Linked DNA regions of Homo sapiens: all the other regions are linked to region 4. Evidence: read pairs that join two places in POLR2A ChIA-PET (ENCODE). Cell type or tissue: HepG2. All regions are shown on one strand. Each heading gives the region's core, and the rest is flanking DNA. Links, peaks and the distances in the headings are about the cores only. Region 1 has its middle 21 kb from the start of LINC00205. Region 2 has its middle 11 kb from the start of LINC00316. Region 3 holds the start of COL18A1-AS2 (COL18A1 antisense RNA 2). Region 4 overlaps COL18A1 (collagen type XVIII alpha 1 chain). Region 5 overlaps SLC19A1 (solute carrier family 19 member 1).

Region 1 (4,480 bases), core at 114-4,113, 160 kb before region 4:
ACTCTGCCCCAGCCAAAGCTAGCGTGGGCGATTCATGGCTCGCCGCTGCGGCAGCTGAGCACCATCAGAAGTGACCCCATTTGTGACTGTCTTGGCCTGAGAATGTTCCACGAGTGAGAACGTGCCCCTCCCTGCAGCCAGTGTCCCAGACTCCCCCGCAGCCCAGGCAGGGGCTGGGCTCGGGCGCTGACGCAACAAGGAGAGCGCTTGTCTCCGGGCAGCCAGGCGGCCAGACAGCCGGTCCACTTAGCTTCGCTGCTGCGGCCACAGCTGCCCATGGCACACAAAGGGCCCTTGTTCCCACCCAGCATGTGCTCCCGGCGCCCCCCCACCGACCTCTCCCGGACATGATTAGGTGTGGGAACTATTTTCCTTAGGGCTGCATTTGACATTTGCCGTTCATTTGGGAGGAGGCGTCTGAACCGAAGGAGCCCTCGCCAGCCTCCCCTCCCATTCCCATCTCAGTGCAGGAGGTTTAGGAGCAGGCGGCCCTGACATGCCTGTGACCCCAGACGGGCCTGTGCAACCCAGGCCTTCGTTGCCTTCCACTCAGAACAGGAGAGTCTGGCCCAGGAGGGCGGCGGGCAGAGAGGACGAGAGGAAGACGGAGCCGGGGTGCACAAGCACACACATGCGTGCACGTGCAAATACACATCAGGGACACACGTGCACAGACATGCTCCAGGAACATGAACGCATGTGCAAATACACACCAGGAACACACGTGCACAGACACACTCCAGGAATATGCATACTTGTGCAAATACACACCAGGAACACACGTGCACAGACACACTCCAGGAATATGCACGCATGTGCAAATACACACCAGAAACACACGTGCACAGACACACTCCAGGAATATGCATACTTGTGCAAATACACAGCGGGAACACACGTGCACAGACACACTCCAGGAATATGCATGCATGTGCAAATACACAGCGGGAACACACGTGCACAGACACACTCCAGGAATATGCATACTTGTGCAAATACACACCGGGAACACACGTGCACAGACACACTCCAGGAATATGCATACTTGTGCAAATACACACCAGTAACACGTGCACAGACACACTCCAGGAATATGCATGCATGTGCAAATACACACCGGGAACACACATACACAGACACACTCCAGGAATATGCATGAACAATACACCAGGAACATACGTGTACAGACACACTCCAGAACACACACAGATGGCAGATGTGCAAATACACACCAGGAATGCACACGTAGAAATGCACAAAAAGACGAAATGCTCTGTGTGGAACAGTGAAGACACGCAACCCATTCCCTAAGGACATTTACTCACATGTTCACGCCCACAGCCCAGCCGGCCAGCCCCAGCAGAGCTGCGGCCTCATGACAGCAGGGGCTTGCTGGGCAGTGGGACTTCAGGGTCTATCTCTCACCTGCCCCACTCACGGGCTGCCCGTGCCCTACTCTCGTCCTCGCACAGTGGGACCCAAGATGCATTTGGGCACAGCAGGAGGGAATGTCCTGGTGTGTGAGGAATGGCAGCCGGTGGGAGCTCCGTGAACTGCCTGGCCACAAACCCGCACTGGGAGCATTGTTGAAACTGCCCTCAAAACCACAGTTGAGAGCCGGGTGGGCCCTGGGAGTTTACAGTGTGCTGGGGCAGTGGGGAGAGCCTCTGATAAACACTGGAGGAGATTGCAAAATCGTGGGTCTGAAATGTGGAGCCGAAGTTCAGTTGTAGGCTGGGGCCTCCGGCGGGGCCAGAGTACCTGGGGCAGTGCCTGGCAGGCTGGGCTGGGCCTGGCGCTCTGTTCTTCCTGAGCCCAGGCTGCCATCTGCAGACAACTGCTGCCTGCCTGCTGTCTCGTGCCGCTGGGGGGCAGAAAGGGTCCTGTGGCACCGTGGGCAGGGTGGCGGCTGATCCCCTCTTCCCGCAAGGGACCCTTTTCCTGAAGTCCACGGCACTGGTGCCCCCCAGCAGCCTTGGCCCTCCTCCAGCTTAGCCGCCCCTACATCGTGTTTGACCCCTGGAGCCTGTGGATGGGACCCTGTCTAAGAGGGAGTCTTGTGGGTGAGGTGAGGTCAGGCTCTTGAGGCAAGGAGAGGGTCTGGTCTATTGGAGGGGGGACCTAGATGACATCTCAAGGGTCCTTAGGAGAGAGAAGAGAACAGGGCGCAATCCAGCCAAGGGACTCCGGGGCTTCCCAGAGCTGGAGGAGGCAGGAAGGATCCGCCTGGCAGCCCCTGGCGCCCCCTGGAGGGAGGTGGCCCCGTGACACTTTCCTTTCAGACTCCGGCCTCGGACCTGGAGAGCACATTTCTGATGCTGAAAGCACCAAGCTCATGACACTTTGTTACCACAGCCCCAGGACACATGCAGACTCTCACCTTGACCCAAAGGAGCGTATTTTATTCAAATTTCACAAAACTGAGGACTAGGGGACATTCCAGCTGCTCAGAGAAAAGCTCGTCTGACTTATCTGTAGGAAGATGAGTTACCAGTGATGAGTCACGGCTTTTACCATTTCCAAAAATACCTGTTTTTTCCTGAACTTTTAGTTCTCTCTACCCTGATCAGAAAATTAAAAACAAAACAACAACACTTCGTGGACCAGCCCCGACAGCTGCCGTTCTGTTTTCTCCAGGCCAGCGCTGAGCAGAGCCGAGGTGGGGAGACCTGGGCAGTGCCAGGGCTGGCCCTGCTGCTGCTTCCTGGCTTCTGGACGGGGCTTCCTCTTGGCTCAGGGCCGGGGAAGCCCAGCCTCTGAACAAAGTTAGGGTCAATATCTGCATCCCTGCCCTGGCCAGGCACCGCATCTCACATGGGAAAGACCTATTTGTCCTTAAATGGGAGAGGAGACGGAATCCCAGAAGGGGGCAGTGACCCAACTAAGGTCAAAGGGCTGCCCCCGGGAAACCAGCCGCTTCTCATCCCCAAGGCAGCCTGCCCGCCCTGGAGAGCCCGGGATCCCCAGATACTGTCGACGAAAGGGGCAGGGCCTGTGAGCGACGCTGGCCTTAGGCCTGGACTGCAAGGGGTGGCCCTGGCTAGAGATGGGACTGCACACCCTTCCAGGCACCATCCTGGGTAATGGAGACACTCTGGGAACACGTATGTGCACATGCACATGCTTACACACACATGCACACTCATGCAATTACACATGCATACACAGCCATGTGCACACACACATCCATACACACATCCATACACATGAACACACATCCACACACATCCATACACGGGTGCACACACTTGCAGTCACACATGCACACACAGCCATGTGCACACACATCCACACGTGTACACACATGCAAAACATGCATATGCAGTCATGTGCCCACACATGTGCACACACATATACACACATACAAGCCCCCACACACTCAGCATGTCCACAGGTGGAGGTGGGTGGGGAGGGTGTTCTGGGGGAGCTGGGCAGGTGGGGGCAGCTCTAGGATGGCGGTGCCCGAGCTCAGCCCGGCCTCTGCTTCCTAGGTGCCACCCTAAGGACCAAATCCCCAGAAGCCAGGTGAGGACATCGGAGAACCGGGCTGCTCCGTAGCAGACCCATAGACCCTGATGCATGGCTGGGCACCCTGGCCTGTCCCAGAGCCTGCAGAAGGGCGGAAGCCTAGACAAACTCATCCGCTTCTGCTGTCCCAAGATGACTTTCAGCCCAGGTCAGCCCAGGTAAGTCCGTGTCCACCAGCTGCCCGGTCTGCTCTGGAGGCAGAGGCTTGCAGTTCCGGGAGACAGACCCGCCACCTGGCAGAGGTTGTGGGAGGCTTGTCACCGTTGGTTGGCCCCCTGGCACCTGCCTCTCCTCCCAGGGAGCAGGGATGAGTCAGCTCCCTGGCCCTTGGACTTAGGAAGCCTCAGATGGCTCTGAGAAGGCTCCTCCAGGGCTTCAGAGGCACCCTTAGAGGCTTAGAGTCTCCTGAAGATGCGAGATAGGCCTTTGCCCACCAGCCCATCACAGAGCAGTGGCTCATGCCTGTAATCCCAGCAGTTTGGGAGGCTGAGGCGGGCGGATCACCTGAGGTCAGGTGTTCGAGACCAGCCTGACCAACATGGTGAAACCCCATCTCTACTAAAAATACAAAAGTTAGCCAGACATGGTGGCAGGTGCCTGTAATCCCAGCTACTTGGGAGGCTAAAGCAGGAGAATCGCTGGAACTTGGGAGGTGGAGGTTGTAGTGAGCAGAGATCACGCCATTGCACTCCAGCCTGGGCGACAAGAGCAAAACTTCATCTCAAAACAAACAAACAAAAAGGTAGAGGAAGGGAGAATTATCTCTCTGCCTGACTGCTTGAGAGGTGGCACCTTCTCCTGTCCTCCAGCTGGGACTTGAACCCACAGCCCCACTCATGTGCAGGCCTTCAACTCAAACTGGAACCACAACACCGGCTCTCCTAGGTCTCTGGCTTGCAGATGGCAGATCGTGAGGCTTTTCAGCTTCCAAAATCATGTGAGCCAACTCCTC
Region 2 (4,480 bases), core at 178-4,177, 140 kb before region 4:
GTATTGCCGTGGCAACCGTAAACTGACATGGCGCACTGGAGGGCGTGCCTCATGGAAAGCTACCTGTGCCCCTGCCCTGTGTTAGCTAGGCCTCAATGTGGTCCAGTATCTGAGCACCGCCTCCTGCCTCAGATGTTCCCGTCTGTCACCCCATTACCAGGGCGGCACTTCGGGTCCTTTCCAGCCATCATTGTCCTGGCATTGCCACAGTGGACACTGCCACACAGGCTTGTGTGCTTGCGCGTACCCAGGTCCTCACCTCTCTGGGATAAACCAGGCACGTGGCGGCCGCCCCATTTTCCACCCGCCAGCGGTGGAGGAGTTGCCCAGCCTTGCAGGAAAACAGCTCTCATGCCAGCAGCGGAGCATCCTATTCAAGTTTTCTCAGGGCTGCCAGCACAAATGCTGCATGCCGGGCGGCTTCCTCAGCAGACCGTTGTTTCTCTGCGTCCTGGAGGCTGGACGTCCCAGGTCCCCGTGTGGCAGGCCCGGTTCCTCCCGCAGCCTCTCCTTGGCTTGTGGGCGGCGTCTCCTCCCTGGGTCCTCGCAGGGCCACCCCTCCGTGTGTCTGTGTCCTCCCTCCCCTTATAAGGACCCCAGGCAGACTGGATCAGGGCCTGCCCTAAGGACTGAATTTTACCTTAATCACCTCTTTAAAAGCTGTCTCCAAATACAGTCACCTTCTGGGGTCCTGGCTGTTAGGGCTTTGATGCATGGATTTGGGGGACACCGCTCAGCCCCTAACAGCCCCCATCCTCTGCCTGCCTTTACCATGGGGCTGAGCCCAGCCCTGCAGGAGTCCCCTGGTTTGATGTCTGCTGTGGCCACGGCGACCCTCAGGCTGCTCCAGCCGCACTTGTGCTTGTCTCTGCCTGGCCCTGGGGCTTCACCTCCTGAGGGGGTGGAGAGAGAGAGACCTGTCCCTCCCAGCTCTCCTGGCCTTGCCCACTGCAGAGCCCAGAGGGACATCCTCCACCGTGGGCCTGGGCTCAGGTGTGCTCCGCGTTCTCCGGCCCCTCCTCCAGGTGCGCTGCTCACAGCACACGTCTCCACGTCCTGGCATCCCGGGCCTCCCTGGGCTCCGTGGCCCCGGAGGGTGCCCCTCCCTCAGCCAGTACTGTGGGAAGAGCCCGGTCCCTCTGGGGCCAGATGAGCAGGGCAGAGTGAGCAGGTCCCCCTTTGGTGGAGATTCACGATCTCCACCCCGCCCAGCAGCCATCCCAGGCCGCAGTCTGCTGACTATCCCCAGCTCACACTTCTCACCAGCTGACACGGTGATCTGGCCGGGCACCTGCCCAGGGTCCCACCCGCAGAGGAACCCGCCTCTTCCAGGTTGGTTCCGGGCTCCTGGACGGATCACGCGCTGTTGACATGCAGTTGTAGCTTTTTTCTTGTGGGTGGGAGCAATGCTCTTCCCAGCTCCACCTGGAATTCCACCAGGGATGGGTGCAGCATCCTAACCCCGCCTTCCCTTGGAGAATTCACTGCTCTGGACAGACGCCTGGCCCAGGATTTCAAAGGCGCATCTGTTATGGACCGGGCCCCCAGAGGAGACGTCTTTTTGCCATTTTGTTTTCTGACCGGAGGGTTTTTTGGAGGTTGCCCTCCCACCCACCGGGTTGCTGGCAGCCCAGCCCGTGCTGTTTTCAGTGGACCCTTTTGCAAATGTCTTCACAGGCTCCCGGGAAGCTGAGCTGAACAGTGACCTCAGCCTTGAGCAATCCCGAGGATGTGTTTGCTGAGGAAATCATTAAACAGGGAGATGAGAGCACTCAACCCCCAACATGCCAGGCTCTGCGGGAGGCTGCTTATTCCTGTGGCCTCGGGCCAGGTGCCCCAGCGTTTGCTGCCCTTGGTAGACACTTGTCTGGCCTGAGCCCTCGGGCACCATACACCGACATGGTTAGGGCAGCCAGGGTCAGCCCGGGCCCCTGGGAGAGCTGAGTGGAGGGACCACTGGCCAAGCACAGAGGGTGCAGGGTGCCCAGGACCAGGCGTCACCTGATGGTCACCTGGGGGAACCTGCTCACTCCGCCCTGCTGCCCTGCTCACTGCTCGGGGGCCCAGCCAGGCCGGGGACCAGGGCCTCAGAGTGGAGGGGGGTCAGGGCCCAGGGCCTCAGGGTGGAGGATGGTCAGGACTCAGGGCCTCAGGGTGGGTGGTCAGGGCCCAGGGCCTCAGGGTGAAGGGGGGTCAGGGCTCAGGGCCTCAGGGTGGAGGATGGTCAGGACTCAGGGCCTCAGGGTGGAGGATGGTCAGGACTCAGGGCCTCAGGGTGGAGGCAGTCAGGACTCAGGGCCTGAGGATGGAGGGGGTCAGGCCTCAGGGCACTGGACAGCTGACTGGCTTCTTCCCAACCCTTTTCCTTCTTTTCGCCCAACATAACCACTGGGAGGTATCCACAGAAGGGGGCTCCTCAAACACTGCCTGGTGTCCTCTGTCTCAGCCCCAGGGGAAAGGACTCGCACGGGGCGGAGTGGGAACTTTGGGTGAAACTGGGCAGGGGGTGCTGGCCAAGGCGGGGGAGAGGGTGGACTCCCATCAGGTCAGGAGCTCCGAGGTGAGGCCTCTGCTAGGGTGGAGGGTCTCAAGATGGGGAGGGAGGGGTTGTGGGAAAGGGGAGGGGAGGTGGAGCCGCTCCAGGAGCCTCACGGGCCTTCGGGATGGAGCCGCTGGGCGTTGGCGAGAGGCTTCCGTCCACGGCACAGCCCCGCACGGGGGCAGAGGACGGGAAGGGACCCAGGGCAGCCCCGAACCACCTCAGACTTTTGGAAAATGAACTGGAAAGAAACAAGACTTCTTTTGAAAAGAAGAATGTCCTTTTTTATTTTGACTTTTTGTCATCGATATTTTTTGCGTTACTCCTGGTTTTAAAAAGAATTGCATTAAAATACCGCTTTTCTGATGAGTGAGTTTTTGGAACACCCCCCTGCTCCCTGCTTTAATTTTGCCCTGGAGAGGAGCACCTCATTCTACTCTGGGCTGTGCATCTTTGGAAGGAATGCTGAGACCCCCGGTTCCCACTGTCCCCGTGGGCCATACCCCGTGAGCCAGCGGGACCAGCTCCGAAGGCAGAAGGTCAGGCCGGGGTCAGCTTCAGCCTTGGCGGGGGCAGCCGCTCAGCAGAGGGTGGCCCAGGGAGGCCAGGCTGGCTAAGGGCAGGGCCAGGACCACCCAGAATGGGAGGCCCACAGCCCACCAAGGGGTTGCCCCGTGGGAAGACATGGGGAATGGGTCTGGCCCTCTCAGCACGCTGTGGAGTGTGGCAGAGGGCGGGGGTCGTGTCCTGGAAGGAGGAGGCTGAGCCTCCAGAGAGCAGCGTCGGGCTGGAAGATTAGGGGAATGCTGTGTGTACAAGGCCCAGCCATGACAAGCAGTGACTGTGGTTTTAGCCAAGAGTGGGCAGTGAGGGAGGGGACACACGTGGCGGATAGGGTGGGGGGTGGCCCCCACAGGACATCAGGAGGGACCTAAGTGAAGGAGGAAGCGCTGGCAGGCCAGGCACCCACCCTCGGGGGCCAACTATCCAGAGAGGGGCAGGGGGAGGGCAGGGGGAGGGGGCTGAGAGCGGGCAGAGGCAGGGCTGGAGCAGGGGCTGAGAGCAGGCAGTGGGAGGGCAGGGGGAAGGGGCTGAGAGCAGGCAGGGGGAAGGGGCTGAGAGCGGGCAGGGGGAGGGCCGGGGCAGGGGCTGCTGCCTCCTGGAAACGTTTCATGTTGTCCTTGCACTATTTACAGTGAGGATTATTTATAAAACCCAAATCGCTTTAAAGCCATTTCCAGGTTTTACATGAACAAAAATCTATTTGAAAAAAGAAAATAATAAAATAAACATTTAAAAATCTTTCTTAGAATTCCCTAAATTTCAGGGCCGTGTGTGTGCCCATGTGTGGTATTTGTGTGTGTGCGTCTGTGCATCTGTGTCAGTGTGTCTGTGTCTGTGAGTCTGTGTGTCTGTATCTGTGTGTCGGTGCATCTCTGTGTCTGTGTGTGTCTGTGTCTGTGTGCCTGTGTGTGTGTCTGTCACTGTGTGTGTGTGTCTGTGTGTCTGTGCATCTGTGTGTCTGTGTGTGTCAGTGTGTCTGTGTGTGTGTCTCAGTGTGTCTGTATCTGTGTGTTGGTGCATCTGTGTGTCTGTGTCTGTGTCTGTGTGCTTGGGTGTCTGTCACTGTGCGTCCGTGTGTCTGTGCATCCGTGTGTCTCTGCATATGTGTGTGTGTGTCAGTGTGTCTGTATCTGTGTGTTGTGCATCTCTATGTCTGTGTATGTGTGTCAATGTGTCTGTGTGCTTGTGTGTCTGTCACTGTGTCTGTGCATCCATGTGTCTGTGCGTCTGTGTGTCTGTGCATCCGTGTGTCTGTGCATATATGTCTGTGTACGCACACAGCTGATCCTCTGACACCGAGGAGGAGACACAGTGGGGATTCTGGGTCTGGCAGGCTCTCTCCTCTGCATCTCTCAAGCCTCCCACAACCCCCTTAGT
Region 3 (4,480 bases), core at 129-4,128, 59 kb before region 4:
AGCTGCAGCCTGCAGGCAGCCCAGAGAGAGGGGCCCCCACAACACCCTCCCCAGCCCCCGCTGATTGTGTGGGGGCAGGGAGTATGCAGGCAGCTCGGAGAGAGGGGCCCCCACAACACCCTCCCACCCCCGCTCACTGTGTTGGGGGAGGGGTGCCTGCTTCTGCTCAGGAAGGAGACCCGGCTGGGTCTGGCTGTGGAGCGTATGTTGGAGACCCGAGGCCACCCTGGAACTCTCCAGGTGAAGCCTAGGGATCCAAAGAACCTCACAGCTGTGGGGGATGGAGTGGGGCAACACCTGAAACCTCCAGCAAGTCTCTTCCTCTCTCAGCCCCAGGCCTGCAGAGGAGGGTGTGCCAGCCAACTGGGCCTTTGTGCCGGCACTGGCTCCCCACCAGTGCTCAGGGGTCAGGTGCAGAGGCTGGCAGGGACAAAGCTGGCTGTGGCTGTGTCTGGAGGGGCTGGCCATGGCCCTCACCCCACCCCCGGCATGGGGCACTGGACCATGCAGAGAAGGGGCCACCCCAGTGCCTGCCAGGGCCAGTCAGAGCTGCCACCCTCCAGGCTGTCTGTTAGCGGGTGCCTGTCAGAGAACAAGACGACAGGCCTGGCCAGGCCCAACCCCACAGCGAGATTTCAGCGGCTGGCCAGTGGCAGACGGCGCAGGGTCTGAGACAGATATTCCCTCGTATGGTGCTGTGCAGGGCAGGGGCAGAATCCTGGGAAACTAAAATGCATGTTGGGCGCCCTTATACGATGATGATATTTGGTACATTTTGAAATACTGTGGCCCATGAAGATCCTGAAAGCAGTTTGGGGCACTGTGGGGTGTTCTGTGGCCTCTGGGCTTGGGTGCTCCTCTTATCCAAGGCCTCCCAGGCCTGGGAGTTTGGGGTCTAAGGCCCTTTTCAAGGCCCAGGCACCTGCCCAGAATGACTGGGCAGCTGAGACCCGCCTGCTGGGAGCCTTGCCAGGGCCAGCACTGGGCGGTCACAGGCCAGAGCCCTGCACCAGGCGGTCATAGGCCAGGACCTGTCCAAGGCAGCGGAGTGCCAGGCAAGTGAAGCCCTGCCATCTGGTGCCTGAGCGCAGACCCTGCTCCACGGCCAGTGGCTGTCACCAGCCTTGCTGCCTCAGTTTCCCCTCCTTAACCCCGGGGCGGGAGTGGCTGCTTCCTCTAGGGGTTCTGTGAGCGGCCGCTGGCAATTGTGTAAAAGCCACATACCACACACTGGATCTTTGTGCCAGATCCCGTGTCACGTGAGGAGACAGCCAGCCCAGGCAGGGAGCTGATCTGTGTTGTCCCCTGGCGCTGCCCGGGGCCACAGAGAGTGAGGGAGCGGTGCTTACCGGCCCTGGCGGTAACGTTTTAGATGGCGAGTTTGGGCCTCTGCAGAAGGGCTGTCAGGAGGAGCTTTTGATCACGGATGCGCTGAGTCAGATGAAATGTGGAGGCTGCAGGGGAAGTGTCTGTGCCCCGTGCCTGCAGGAGCACGCCTTCCCCCCGCAGCTCCTCCGGCGCGGGCAGGCCCCGGCACGGCCTTTCTGGCTTCTTCCACAGGAGCCGTGGAAAGGGGAATTATTCTCAAGCCCCTGCATCTTTCTGGCACTTTCTGGCATTTCATGGTGGCAGATGGGGTCACCTCGCCACCTCGGGGCTGATCCCCTGTGGGCCCCTCGTTCCCACAGGAGCCTTGTGATGGGCAGGGCAGGCACCAGCACCAGGCTGGGTGGCGGTTTGGCTCTCACCACGCCGGCTTCCAGAAGGCCAGCAGGCTTGCGAGTGGGCACACGCTGGTGCTGGGGCCGGGCACTGGTGGGGGGTCAAGGGCTGACCCTGCGGGGACCCCTGCAGACAGACACTGGGCCAGAGCCACAGGGAGGAAGGCCAGTGGGAACGGCAGGAGGAGGGAGCGTGATTGGTTACGGTGGCGGAACTCGCACCCACCCCCGCAGCCGTTTGTTCGTTTGCTCATTTATTTTTGGTCTGAAGTCCATGCTTTTGTATTTCCCCACCGTTCCGTTGAGCAGCTTCAACATTTGCCGCAGTTAGGCCTCTCTGGAATCTGTGCTTAGAGATTGTGAGACAGGGTCAAGTTTCAGCAGCTCGGACTCCTCTGTCTGCAGAGAACCTGCCAGCACAGCTGCTCCTGGGGGCAGGAGAGGCACTGTCTGTTTTGGGGTGACGTGAGCTGATGGGAAAGCCAGGCTGGACATAGCTCCTGGGCCGGCAGCCCATCTTGGTGGCGGCTTCACGCCGTCTGGCATCTCCGGTCCTGGAGCATGAGGGCTCAGGAAGAGCCTCTGATTCGGCTGCTCTGGAGGCCTCGTCTGGACACACCTGGGCAGGCCCGAGTCCACACACCCTATGGCCTCAGGAACCGAGAGAGACCTTCCTTCCATGTTTCAACTTAGACAACAGGAGACTTTGTTTTGGGAGGAATCACTCAATTCAGGTGGACGCTGCAGCTGGGCGGGACATCTGGCCTCTCCCTGTGGCAGGGAGGGGCATGGGAGAGACAGGGGTAGTGTCCCAGGAACTCCGTGGGCCTGTGGCGAAGTCCCAGCCCTGCAGCTGCCAGTGCAGGGTGTTATCCAGGGGCAGGACATCGTCTGCAGTGGCTCTGCCTTCCCCGATGCCAGGTGACCCCATGGAGCCAGTGTCTGTGACCTCTTCCATGCTGGGGCTAAAGAGGCCAGCAGGATTGGGGGCTGGCATTAGTGGAGAACCTCAGAGCCCAGGGCTGTGGGCTGATGGGTGGCGAGGCCCCCGCCAGCTGCTTGGGGATAGCCCAGCCACTGTTCTTGGTCCACCCGGCCTTTGATTCCTTTTTCCTGTGTGCATTTTTGAGCACCTTCTGTGTGCGAGAGGCCGTGCCTGCCCGAGAAGAGAAGGAAACACCACAATGAGCCTCGGACACCCACAGTCTGAAGGGCCCGGAGTAAGCCTCAGACGCCCACAGTCTGGAGGGCCCGGCGCTGTGAACGAGCAGTCACAGGGAACAGCGTGCCCTTATCGCTGACACAGGCTCTGGAGGGCCCGGCGCTGTGAGTGAGCAGTCATAGGGAACAGTGCACCCTTATCGCTGACACAGGCGAGGGCTTCGTCTTCTCACAGCTCTTATCTTGGGTGTCACCCCAGCCAGAGTCAGGGCTGATGGCGGGGGGTGGGGGGGGGGCAGGCTGTGGTCAGGGACCTGCAGGAGAGGGGAGGGCCTCGCTTCTGATGGGCGACGTTCATTTACACACAGCTCTGCGGCCCAAACGGCCAGGCTGGATCCTGTCTTTTAAAAACCTTGCTAATTTGGTTGATGGAAAATATCATCTCAGAGTTCTGTTTTGTGAGTCCCCATTGCCATGCGGGCAAACATTTTCATCCACTAAGGGGCCGTCGTGTTTCTCTGGGAACGTGGCGTTCACCGTGTGGGTGAACTTTTTCACGCACTAAGGGGCCGTCGTGCTTCTCTGGGAATGCCGGGTTTGTGGCTCGTGCCCACTGCCCTGCAGGTGCATTCTCTTTCCCCGTAGCTTTTTGTCTGTTGATGCTTTCAGCTCTGGATGTCCTATTTTGCGTACTTTTATTGTTTATGGTCAGCCTTTAACTGGGGGTATGATATTTCTTTAACTGGGGGTATATTTCTTTTTTTTTTTTTTTTCGAGATGGAGTCTGGCTCTGTTGCCCAGGCTGGAGTGCAGTGGCGTGATCTTGGCGCCCTGCAACCTCCATCTTCCGGGCTCAAGCGATTCTCCTGCCTCAGCCTCCTGAGTAGCTGGGACTACAGGTGTGGGCCACCACGCCTGGCTAATTTTTTTTTTTTTTTTAAAGTAGAGACGGGGTTTTGCCATGTTGGCCAGGCTGGTCTCAAACTCCTGACCTCAGGTGGTCCACCTGCCTCGGCCTCCCAAAGTGCTGGGATTCCAGGCGTGTGCCACTGTGCCCAGCCATGGGGTATATTTCTTAATGTGTGGAGTTGTTTTTCCTCATTTTTCTGGTCCCTTTAGAGATGGCACCCTGGAGTGGCCAGCAGAGCTCAGGGGCCTGCGGCCCAGGCACACAGACAATGGAGCTGGCCCTGCCACTTTGCTCATCTGTGGTGCAGGTCTGCTGAGGGGCCGTGAGGGTCCTGCAAGTGAAGGTGCTTGAGGCCTCAGTGCCTGTGGGGAGGCCACGTGGCACCTGTCAGCTGTTAGCGTCTTGACTCTGCCTTTGTGGATATGGAATTAGAGATGCTTCTCACAGTAGTGGCTAAACTGTCAGGAAGCCTGGCCGTCATCTATGGTCCTCTTTGCCCTCATGGGTGGGATGCCGCCTAGTGTGATGGCTGAGAGCTCAGGCTGTGACCCTGAGTGTGTGTGGCCACGGGCAGGCTGCTCACCCTCTCCGTGTCTTGGTCTCTAATCTGTGCCTGGGGATGGTGGAGCGTCATGGGGCCATACAGGAAGGATGGGACATCACACATCGGCTTCCTGGGGTGTGTCCT
Region 4 (4,480 bases), core at 302-4,301:
CATGCAGCCCCTCCAAGGGGTGATTGTGGCCCCGAGGGGAATCAGCATGGGGGGGATGGGGAGATACAGCTTGTCCTTGCCACATGAAGCACCTGGCCCAGCAGGTGAGCCGGTGACCGACAGCGCTGGGTGAAATCCCGCACCGTGTCCTCAGATGCCACGTGGAACCCCAGCTGAGGCAGCCACTCTGGGCGACGCCCCGTAGCCGAGGCTTCGAAGAACACTGGGGTGTGGGGTCAGCCTCCCTCCTTCCCTGTGGTGGAACTGTGGCTTCACAGTGGAGGCCAGGCTGGGGTGCCGGCCTGGGCTGCTCCAGCAGGGTCAGAGTGGGCGGGCAGGGCACAGGGCCGGGCGGGAAGGCTGCCAGCCCCAGCCCCTCACAGCTCCTTGCCCCAGCGGGGGTGCCGGCCAGTCCCTGGTCCCTTCTCCCCACTGGCTCTGCCCATCAATGCTCAAAGCATGGAAGGGGAAGCCTGTGGACACCATGTCTGCTGTGCCCATCCCTGCTCAAAGCATGGAAGGGGGCCTGTGGACACCATGTCCCGTGCAGACACCATGTCTCCTGCAGACACCATGTCCCCTGCACACAGGTTTCTGCATGGAGCCTGCCTGTCGTTTGGGAATGAGTGAACCAGGGTGGCCGTTGGGTGGCTGAGCCCAGGGGATCAGGGCAGGCTGCCAGGCACGTGGAGAGCCCTCCCAGACTCAGTTTCTCCTTTCTGCCCCTGCCTGGCTGCCTCTCCAGGCCGCGTCGGTGGCCCCTGGTTCCGTCCTGCACAGCCACCTCACCAGCTGTCTTTCTTTTTGCAGAGCGCATCAGCGAGGAGGTGGGGCTGCTGCAGCTCCTTGGGGACCCCCCGCCCCAGCAGGTCACCCAGACGGATGACCCCGACGTCGGGCTGGCCTACGTCTTTGGGCCAGATGCCAACAGTGGCCAAGTGGCCCGGTACCACTTCCCCAGCCTCTTCTTCCGTGACTTCTCACTGCTGTTCCACATCCGGCCAGCCACAGAGGGCCCAGGGGTGCTGTTCGCCATCACGGACTCGGCGCAGGCCATGGTCTTGCTGGGCGTGAAGCTCTCTGGGGTGCAGGACGGGCACCAGGACATCTCCCTGCTCTACACAGAACCAGGTGCAGGCCAGACCCACACAGCCGCCAGCTTCCGGCTCCCCGCCTTCGTCGGCCAGTGGACACACTTAGCCCTCAGTGTGGCAGGTGGCTTTGTGGCCCTCTACGTGGACTGTGAGGAGTTCCAGAGAATGCCGCTTGCTCGGTCCTCACGGGGCCTGGAGCTGGAGCCTGGCGCCGGGCTCTTCGTGGCTCAGGCGGGGGGAGCGGACCCTGACAAGTTCCAGGTAACCCCCACTGTGCCGTCGCTGGGGGACTGGAGCAGCTGGGATGGGGTGGGGTGGGGGTGGCCACTGGGACAGGGACGGAGCTGTGGCCGGAAGAGGAGAGCCCCCACCCCAGCTGTGGTCAGCCCGGGCCTCCAGCGCAGGCCTCCTGGGTTCTTGGCTGCTCAGCCCTGGCCTCCGGCGCAGGCCTCCCGGGTTCTTGGCCGGCCTGGCTGGGGTGGCATTCACTTTCTTGGCTCTCTGGCTCCTGCGCCCCCAGGAAGGGTAGCCCTGGGCTTCCATGGTTTCTCTGAGACCCCGAGGCCCAGCCCAGGAGGGCCCTCTTTGAACGACTTTGTAACTAGACATCCACCCCAGCCGTGACCCCGTGACCCAGAGACACCCCCAGGCCTGTGCCAAGCCCTGTGGTGAAGTGGGGCTCCCGGCCTCTGACCGGCCGGTCGGGTAAGTGGGGACCGAGTCCAGGCCCAGCCACACGCCTCGTGGCCCCATGCAGAATGAAAGCTGGGGTCCTTGTTGAAAACGATGAACGATCCAAAGCTGGCGGCAGCAGGGTGTTGATCCCAGCAGGGTTCTCCTGTGGTAGCTGCACACCCGCTGGGACCAGGGGCTCAGGGCGGCCCTGCAGGTCAGCACCTTTAACAAAGGGTGCAGCAACCCACGCCTGTGAGACTCCACTTTGGAGCACGTGGTGGGAGTCCCCCAGCGGTGAACGCACGTGGCCGCCTCCACCTGAGTCTCCGGGAAGTCCCTCCAGTGGGCCTTCATTTCTTGGGGTTGGGGGGGTGGACAGATCCCTAAACCCATGTGGGGTCTGTGTCCAAAGCCCCTGCATTTCTGGGAACCTTTGGCTGGGAACAGCCACGTGGGTGACCTCAGCTGGCACTGTCTCACAAGTCCCTGAATTCTAGCATTCAAGCTGGCCTGCAGCTGGACGCCCCTGCCCTGGCGGGCCGCAGGGGACAGAAGGTTAATTATTGCCCAGACAAGGGCTGTTTGTTTGAAGTTGTTCTAAGTCCTGGTGTCTGGGGGTTCTGAAAGCTGACTTTTCACCTTTGGCAGGAACTTTTAACCCTCAGAGCTCAGGAGCCGCTAGGACGTTGACACCAAACTGGGCCTCTTTGTTTTCCTCTTGATCACAAACATGATTACCGGGAAAGAAGTCAGAGTCACCCCCTCCAGTGAGAGGCAATTTGTTGTGTGAGTCCCCAGCCGTTTCTTGGTGGAATAAAGTGGCCCACAAGTGCCGTACATCTTTAACACTGTTAGGAAAAGCGGCTGAGTGCCGAGAGCTCGGTACGTGGGTGCACAGCTGTGCCCCGATGGTGCTAGGGAGAGCCGGGCCACCGCCCTGCGGTGAGGGCCTCCTCATCAGCGAAGTCCCGTGTGTAGGAAGAGGGGGTCTGGGTGTTTAATTTTGCATTTCTTGGACTGTGAAGATAGACTTTCATTTTGTCACTTGTTTATTGTCTGTTTGTATTTCTTCCTTTGTGACTGACCGGTTTATGTTCTTTGTGGTTTTCAATGGGCCCAACTCTCAGTGATTTATACAAACTCCTTATCTTTAAAAGAAACTTCTCTTTGGTTTTGCATGCTGCAGATTTTATTTCTACCATGTCATTTGCCTTTTTACCTTGTCTTTTTTTTTTTTTTTTTTTTTGACTATTGGGATTGGATGTGTGGTTTTTTTGTGGGTTTTTTTTTTGTTTTTTTTTTTTTAGATGGAATCTCGCTCTGTTGCTCAGGCTGGAGTGCAATGGGGTGATCTCGGCTCACTGCAACCTCTGCCTCCCAGGTTCATGCGATTCTTCTGCCTCAGCCTCCCAAGTAGCTGGGATTACAGGCACCTGCCACCATGCCTAGCTAATTTTTGTATTTTTAGTAGAGACGGGGTTTCACCATATTGGTCAGGCTGGTCTCGAACTCCCGACCTCAGGTGATCCACCCGCCTAAGCCTCTCAAAGTGCTGGGATTACAGGCGTGAGCCACTGCACCCAGCTGGGATTTGATGTGTTTATGTGGTTAAATCTGGCCTGGAGAAGACACCATGACTTACAACAGCCCAGTGAAACCTTGGAAGGTCAGAGAGCTGGAACAGGAGGGAGCTAGAGGGCCCTGGGTCTGGCCCTGGGCTGGGGCCCTGCTGGGCGTGGGTGGCGTGCAGCAGGCCGTGTGCTGCTGGGCGTGGGTGGCGCGCTACAGGCTTCGTGCTGCTGGGCCTGGGTGGCGTGCTACGGGCTTGTGCTGCTGGGTGTGGGTGGCGCGCTACGGGCCTTGTGCTGCTGGGCCTGGGTGGCGCGCTACGGGCCGTGTGCTGCTGGGCCTGGGTGGCGCACTACGGGCCTTGTGCTGCTGGGCGTGGGTGGCGTGCAGCAGGCCGTGTGCTGCTGGGCGTGGGTGGCGCGCTATGGGCCGTGTGCTGAGGGCTGTGTTGGTTGATCTCTGTGTCAGGTCCCTGCAGGCCTCAGGTGTCAGGAACTTTCTCTTTGGGTCTTAGATGAGATTCCAGCTGGGGAGAGGAGAAGCATGCTTGTGTGGTAGAAAAGAAGACAGACTTGTTCAGCACAAGATTTTCTCAGACTTCTGAATTGAGATACTTGGGAAAGAAACATTCAAGTTGTGTGACTCATAATTTTTGGCAGAAACAAGCACAGAGCTTTGGGAGCAGGGAGGAAACCGAGGCTTCCTCCTCCTCAGCCTCTCCACAAGACTGCATCGACCCTGGCGCTGCCACAGATGGTGCCTGGGACCCCCGGCCGCAGCTGGGTCCAACAGAGCCCTCCGGAGCATTGGTTGTGTTCCTCGTCCTAAGAGTCCTTGGGCGTTGTTGGTCTTTTCAGGTTCACTTTCTTGAGTCAGGTTTGTCAGTGGTCGTCTCCCGGGAAATCATGCACCCCTCCCAGCTGCTGCCGTTGCCTTGAACGTCATTTCCAGCTGTGTCCTGATTTCCAGCTGTGTCCTGATTTCCAGCTGTGTCCTGATTTCCAGGGCGCTGAGGCTGCAGCGTGTCGGGAAGCATTTTACATGCTCTTCCCTCACAGAATTCCTGTGAGCTCTGTTTCAGGTGTCTCCGGATTTCATAACTTTCAGTCCGAAGTCCCTTAAATATTTACAATGGGCCTGTG
Region 5 (4,480 bases), core at 193-4,192, 55 kb after region 4:
TTAAACAGCATGTGAATATAAGATTACCCAAATATAAAGCTTAATTTAAAAAGCAGGCAAACCCAGGCAAGCTCTAGCCCTGTCTGTCCCCCCATGCTCCATCACGGCTCCCTCCCGTCTCCAGACTCTACCCCCGACCAAGCCTGAACTCCTGGCCCAGCTGTTCTCCCCATGCTGGAGGAAAGAGAGTGGACACTCGGCACCCAGTAACAGGCACGGGGGCAAGATGAGCCCGCACCACCTCCTCTAGACCCAACAGGATGTCCAGCCATGAGCAAAATGCCCCACTAGTTAACTTTTTAACCTAGAAATCAAACCAGCCAGAGAAAAGTCCATGTGTTTTTTTTCTATGTGACAAGAGGCAGCCAGGAACCACAGGCCAGAACCTGCCTCCACCTCCCCAGAGCTGTCTCCCCCACAGCCTCCACGGCCACACCAGGACCAGGACCAGCTAAGGAAGGGAAAGGGCTTCCTCGTGACCAGCTCTCTGGGGAAGAACTGCTCCACCCCCTGCACCAAGCCCCCATGGGCCCTTAGAAGCCCACCGTGAGGGGTCCCCTCCACAGGGCAGCTACAGGGGAGCACACGCACAGAGTCCCTAAAGAGCCCTCAGGCATCTGCCCCTCCAGCTGCCAAGGGCTGAACAAGAGGCAGTCACAGAGGGATGGAGGTGGGGCGGCAACGGTAGTCAGGGGCAGTCAGCACCCAGAGGCAGGTCAGAAGCCAGTTCCAGCCTGGCTGGGGCCACACAGGGCCCTGAGGGTCTCCCTGGGACGGGCACTCCCTGCCCATACATGCTGGCAGCCACTGCTGTCTGGGGACAGAGGTAACTCGGGGCTCCAAGAATGGGGAGGACCTCCTCCCGGGTGCTGGAGCCCCTCCAAAGCCAGCTGGACTGCTGCCAGCACCCCGCCCTGGGGCCATGCATTCAACAGAAGCCTTCTGGGCCCCCTTTCTGCAGACCTGAGACCAGCCCGGCCACCAGGAGGCTGTGTCCACCCAGGCCGGGCCTGGACACATTCACCCGTGGGCCTTGGAGACTCACCTGTCCTGAGCGTTCACCCCTGGGCTTCGGAGGCTCACCCGCCCTGAGCGTTCACCCCTGGGCCTCGGAGACTCACCTGCCCTAAGCGTTCACCCCTGGGCCTTGGAGGCTCATCACCCTGAGTGTTCACGCCTGGGCCTTGGAGGCTCACCTGCCCTGAGTGTTCACACCTGGGCCTCGGAGGCTCACCCGCCCTGAGTGTTCACACCTGGGCCTCAGAGGCTCACCCACCCTGAGCGTTCACCCCTGGGCCTTGGAGGCTCACCTGTCCTGAGCGTTCACCCCCGGGCCTCGGAGACTCACCTGCCCTGAACGTTCACCCCTGGGCTTCGGAGGCTCACCCGCCCTGAGTGTTCACCCCTGGGCCTCGGAGACTCACCTGCCCTAAGCGTTCACCCCTGGGCCTTGGAGGCTCATCACCCTGAGTGTTCACGCCTGGGCCTTGGAGGCTCACCTGCCCTGAGTGTTCACACCTGGGCCTCGGAGGCTCACCCGCCCTGAGTGTTCACACCTGGGCCTCAGAGGCTCACCCACCCTGAGCGTTCACCCCTGGGCCTTGGAGGCTCACCTGTCCTGAGCGTTCACCCCCGGGCCTCGGAGACTCACCTGCCCTGAACGTTCACCCCTGGGCTTCGGAGGCTCACCCGCCCTGAGTGTTCACCCCTGGGCCTCGGAGACTCACCTGCCCTAAGCGTTCACCCCTGGGCCTTGGAGGCTCATCACCCTGAGTGTTCACGCCTGGGCCTTGGAGGCTCACCTGCCCTGAGTGTTCACACCTGGGCCTCGGAGGCTCACCCACCCTAAGCGTTCACCCCTGGGCCTTGGAGACTCACCCGCCCTGAGTGTTCACACCTGGGTCGGGGGTGTTGTACCCAGAGGGCTCTGTGGCACAGGGCCACGTGGCCTGCCAGCGTGGACAGGCCCTAATGACACTCTTGGGCTGAAGAATGCATTTCGATGAGTGAGCAACAGCCATCCTCACCTAACAGGCATTTGTGAGCCGAAGGGGATGCCTGCTATTGCCCGGGCCTTACCCTGAGCTCTGGAGTCACTGAAGCTGAACAGACTCCGCACCCTCAGAGGATCAGGACTAACCCTGACAGTCCTCCTGCCCAGTGAGACCTGGGCCCCAGGTGGACAAAGCCCTTGTCCCACCCGCCAAGGGCATCTGTCTAGCTGCAGGCTGGGGCAGTCCTGAGGAGCCTGGAAGGACCTCTCACACCACGCCCACCATGGCTGATTCCAGCTCACTCGGAGACCCGGCCTTGGCTGGGACCCTCAGGAGTTAAATGTGTGTTTTCCAGCTCTTCTCAGAAGCAGCAGAGGCCCGCGAGAGGTGGGAAAGGGGAGGGCACCCGCAGAGGCCTGCGCACTGACACTGCTGAGTGGCTCTGCTCAGCTCTCCTTCCTGAAGAGGACAAAGGTCACGTGGCCTCCAGCCAGGGCTCAAGGACACCAAGTTCCGGCAGCCACAGGCAGAGAGCGGAGACAAGGACAGCTCCGCCGTGGCGAGCAGAGGCTCAGCTGCTCCCACTGAGGCCCAGGGCCTGACGGAGGCTCCCGCCCACAACAACTGAGCCCCGCTAGGGTCTCTCTCACTTCCTGCTCTCGCTGGCCTGGTGTGTCCCACTGGAAGCCCCAGGCCCGCACCCTGTGCCCCCAGCCCACAGTGGGCTCCACATCAGGCGGGCACCAGGAGGCCTCAACAATGTCCCCACAAGTAGCTTCCATCCCCGAGGACGCAGGCCTGAAATGGGCTCACCTGCTTGCGGACCGGGAGGCCCAGGCCCCGCACGTCCGAGACAATGAAAGTGATGATGGTCTTGACGATGGTGGCAAAGAACGTGTTGACCCCGAAGACCAGGGCACAGAGCTCTTTAGACAGAGAAGATGCAATCTGAAAGCTGAACGGGAAGAGCGGGCAGATCAGGCGCTGCTGGGAGAATAAGCAGCAGCCACAGGGAAAAGCCTGCAGCCCGGCTCCCACCAGCCCATGACCCGCCCGGCAGCCACGGGGTCCCAGGGCACGCACAAGCCCCCCACCAGGCCCCCATCTCTCCCACACATGCCCGCCCCTGCCAGGCAGGAGCCAGCACCCAGGCCACCCTCGAGGGGCCATTCTGGGAGCTGCCGTGTCCCCCTGGCTCAGTACAGAGTGAGGGTCCCTTATCCAAAATGCCTGGGGCCAGTAGTTTTGGATTTGGGAATATTCACATGTCCATAATGAGATGTCTTGAGGATGGAACCCAAGTCTAAACACGAAATGCATTTATGCTCATATGCACTGTACACACACAGCCAGAAGGTGATTTTATATAATACCTGACAAACATTTGCAAGCCAAAGGGGTTGCCTGCTACTGCCCAGGGCCTCACCCTGAGTTCTGGAGTAATTTTGTGCATGAAGAAACTTTTGACCGTGTTCTGAGACTCGTCAAACAAGGTCAGGTACAGGATTTTCCACCGGGTTGTCTTTCCGGTGCTCAAAAACTGTCAGATTTTGGAGTATTTCAAATTCTGGATTTTTTGTTATTTTTTTTTAGATGGAGTCTCGCTCTGTTGCCCAGGCGTGCAATGGCACAATCTCAGCTCACTGCAACCTCTGCCTCCTGGGTTCAAGCAATTCTCCTGTCTCAGCCTTTCGAGTAGCTGGGATTACAGGCACGCGCCATCATGCCCAGCTAATTTTTGTATTTTTAGTAGAGACAGAGTTTCACCATGTTGGCCAGGCTGGTCTCGAGCTCCTGGCCTCAGGTGATCCACCCACCTCAGCCTCCCAAAGTGCTGGGATCACAGGTGTGAGCCACTGCGCCCAGCTGAATTCTGGCTGTTTTGATTAGGGATGCTGAACCTATACAATGGGTGTCACAAAACACAAACTCGAGAAGATACCTGGAAGGGCTCCCATGAGCTCTGGGACAGACCAGGTCACGGGCGTCTCAAAACATTCAGAAAATCATCATCAAGAGAACCTCTGGGCACAGACAGAAAAGTCTAGAATGAAAGTCTTTCACGGTTAAATGTTTGATAAATTAGAAGAGCAGTGAAACCACAGAGTCGGTGAATGAGCAGCAGCCAGGCAGGGCAGGCCCTGGAGTTGAGTGGCAGCTGGGCAGAGCGGGCCCTGGAGGTGAGTAGCAGCTGGGTATGCCCGGGAGGGCCCTGGAGGTGAGTGGCAATTGGGGGGGAGGGGGGCCTGGAGGCGGGGCAGGCCCTGGAGGTGAATAGCAGCTGGGTATGCCCGGGCAGGCCCTGGAGGTGAGTGGCAGCGGGCAGGGTGGGCCCAGGAGGTGAGAGGCAGCCAGGCAGGGCAGGCCCTGGAGGTGAGTGGCAGCAGGTTAGGACGGGCCCTGGAGGTGAGTGGCAGCGGGCAGGGTGGGCCCTGGAGGTGAGTGGCAGCCAGGCAGGGCGGGCCCTGGAGGTGAGTGGCAGTCAG

The links. Peaks named below come from ENCODE experiments on the same cell type or tissue, not always from the same donor. Only the 100,000 strongest peaks of a DNase experiment are listed, where the experiment ranks them.
Region 1: POLR2A ChIA-PET joins it to region 4 with 18 read pairs; 2 of 35 experiments call an interaction of 5 or more read pairs at or near these places.
Region 2: POLR2A ChIA-PET joins it to region 4 with 10 read pairs; 4 of 35 experiments call an interaction of 5 or more read pairs at or near these places.
Region 3: POLR2A ChIA-PET joins it to region 4 with 12 read pairs; 3 of 35 experiments call an interaction of 5 or more read pairs at or near these places.
Region 5: POLR2A ChIA-PET joins it to region 4 with 65 read pairs; 2 of 35 experiments call an interaction of 5 or more read pairs at or near these places.

What each region holds. Positions count from the first base shown.
Region 1 is chr21:45,306,965-45,311,444 of GRCh38, forward strand. No RefSeq gene overlaps it. Among named protein-coding and RNA genes, the nearest start is that of LINC00205, 21 kb to the left of the region's middle. RefSeq lists enhancers at 1-55, 56-861. In HepG2, for the core only: CTCF peaks have their summits at 1,848 and 2,246 (motif pointing left); DNase peaks (open chromatin) are centred at 257, 1,707 and 2,247; H3K4me3 peaks cover 1,544 bases.
Region 2 is chr21:45,328,494-45,332,973 of GRCh38, forward strand. No RefSeq gene overlaps it. Among named protein-coding and RNA genes, the nearest start is that of LINC00316, 11 kb to the right of the region's middle. RefSeq lists an enhancer at 1,525-2,246. In HepG2, for the core only: no CTCF peak of the experiment used is centred there; a DNase peak (open chromatin) is centred at 1,748; H3K4me3 peaks cover 1,162 bases.
Region 3 is chr21:45,408,599-45,413,078 of GRCh38, forward strand. All of the region lies in intron 2 of COL18A1 (collagen type XVIII alpha 1 chain), which reads left to right. COL18A1-AS2 (COL18A1 antisense RNA 2) reads right to left here and starts at 1,467. Exons shown (of 4, transcript NR_052004.1): 1 at 1,350-1,467. RefSeq lists enhancers at 1-153, 154-946. In HepG2, for the core only: no CTCF peak of the experiment used is centred there; DNase peaks (open chromatin) are centred at 1,263 and 2,033; H3K4me3 peaks cover 2,630 bases.
Region 4 is chr21:45,467,432-45,471,911 of GRCh38, forward strand. COL18A1 (collagen type XVIII alpha 1 chain) reads left to right here. Exons shown (of 42, transcript NM_001379500.1): 3 at 811-1,355. Among named protein-coding and RNA genes, the nearest start is that of MIR6815, 8.6 kb to the right of the region's middle. RefSeq lists an enhancer at 3,405-3,624. In HepG2, for the core only: no CTCF peak of the experiment used is centred there; a DNase peak (open chromatin) is centred at 2,410; H3K4me3 peaks cover 473 bases.
Region 5 is chr21:45,523,010-45,527,489 of GRCh38, forward strand. It overlaps SLC19A1 (solute carrier family 19 member 1), which reads right to left. Exons shown (of 6, transcript NM_194255.4): 5 at 2,808-2,949. Among named protein-coding and RNA genes, the nearest start is that of SLC19A1, 17 kb to the right of the region's middle. RefSeq lists an enhancer at 4,206-4,480. In HepG2, for the core only: no CTCF peak of the experiment used is centred there; a DNase peak (open chromatin) is centred at 2,472.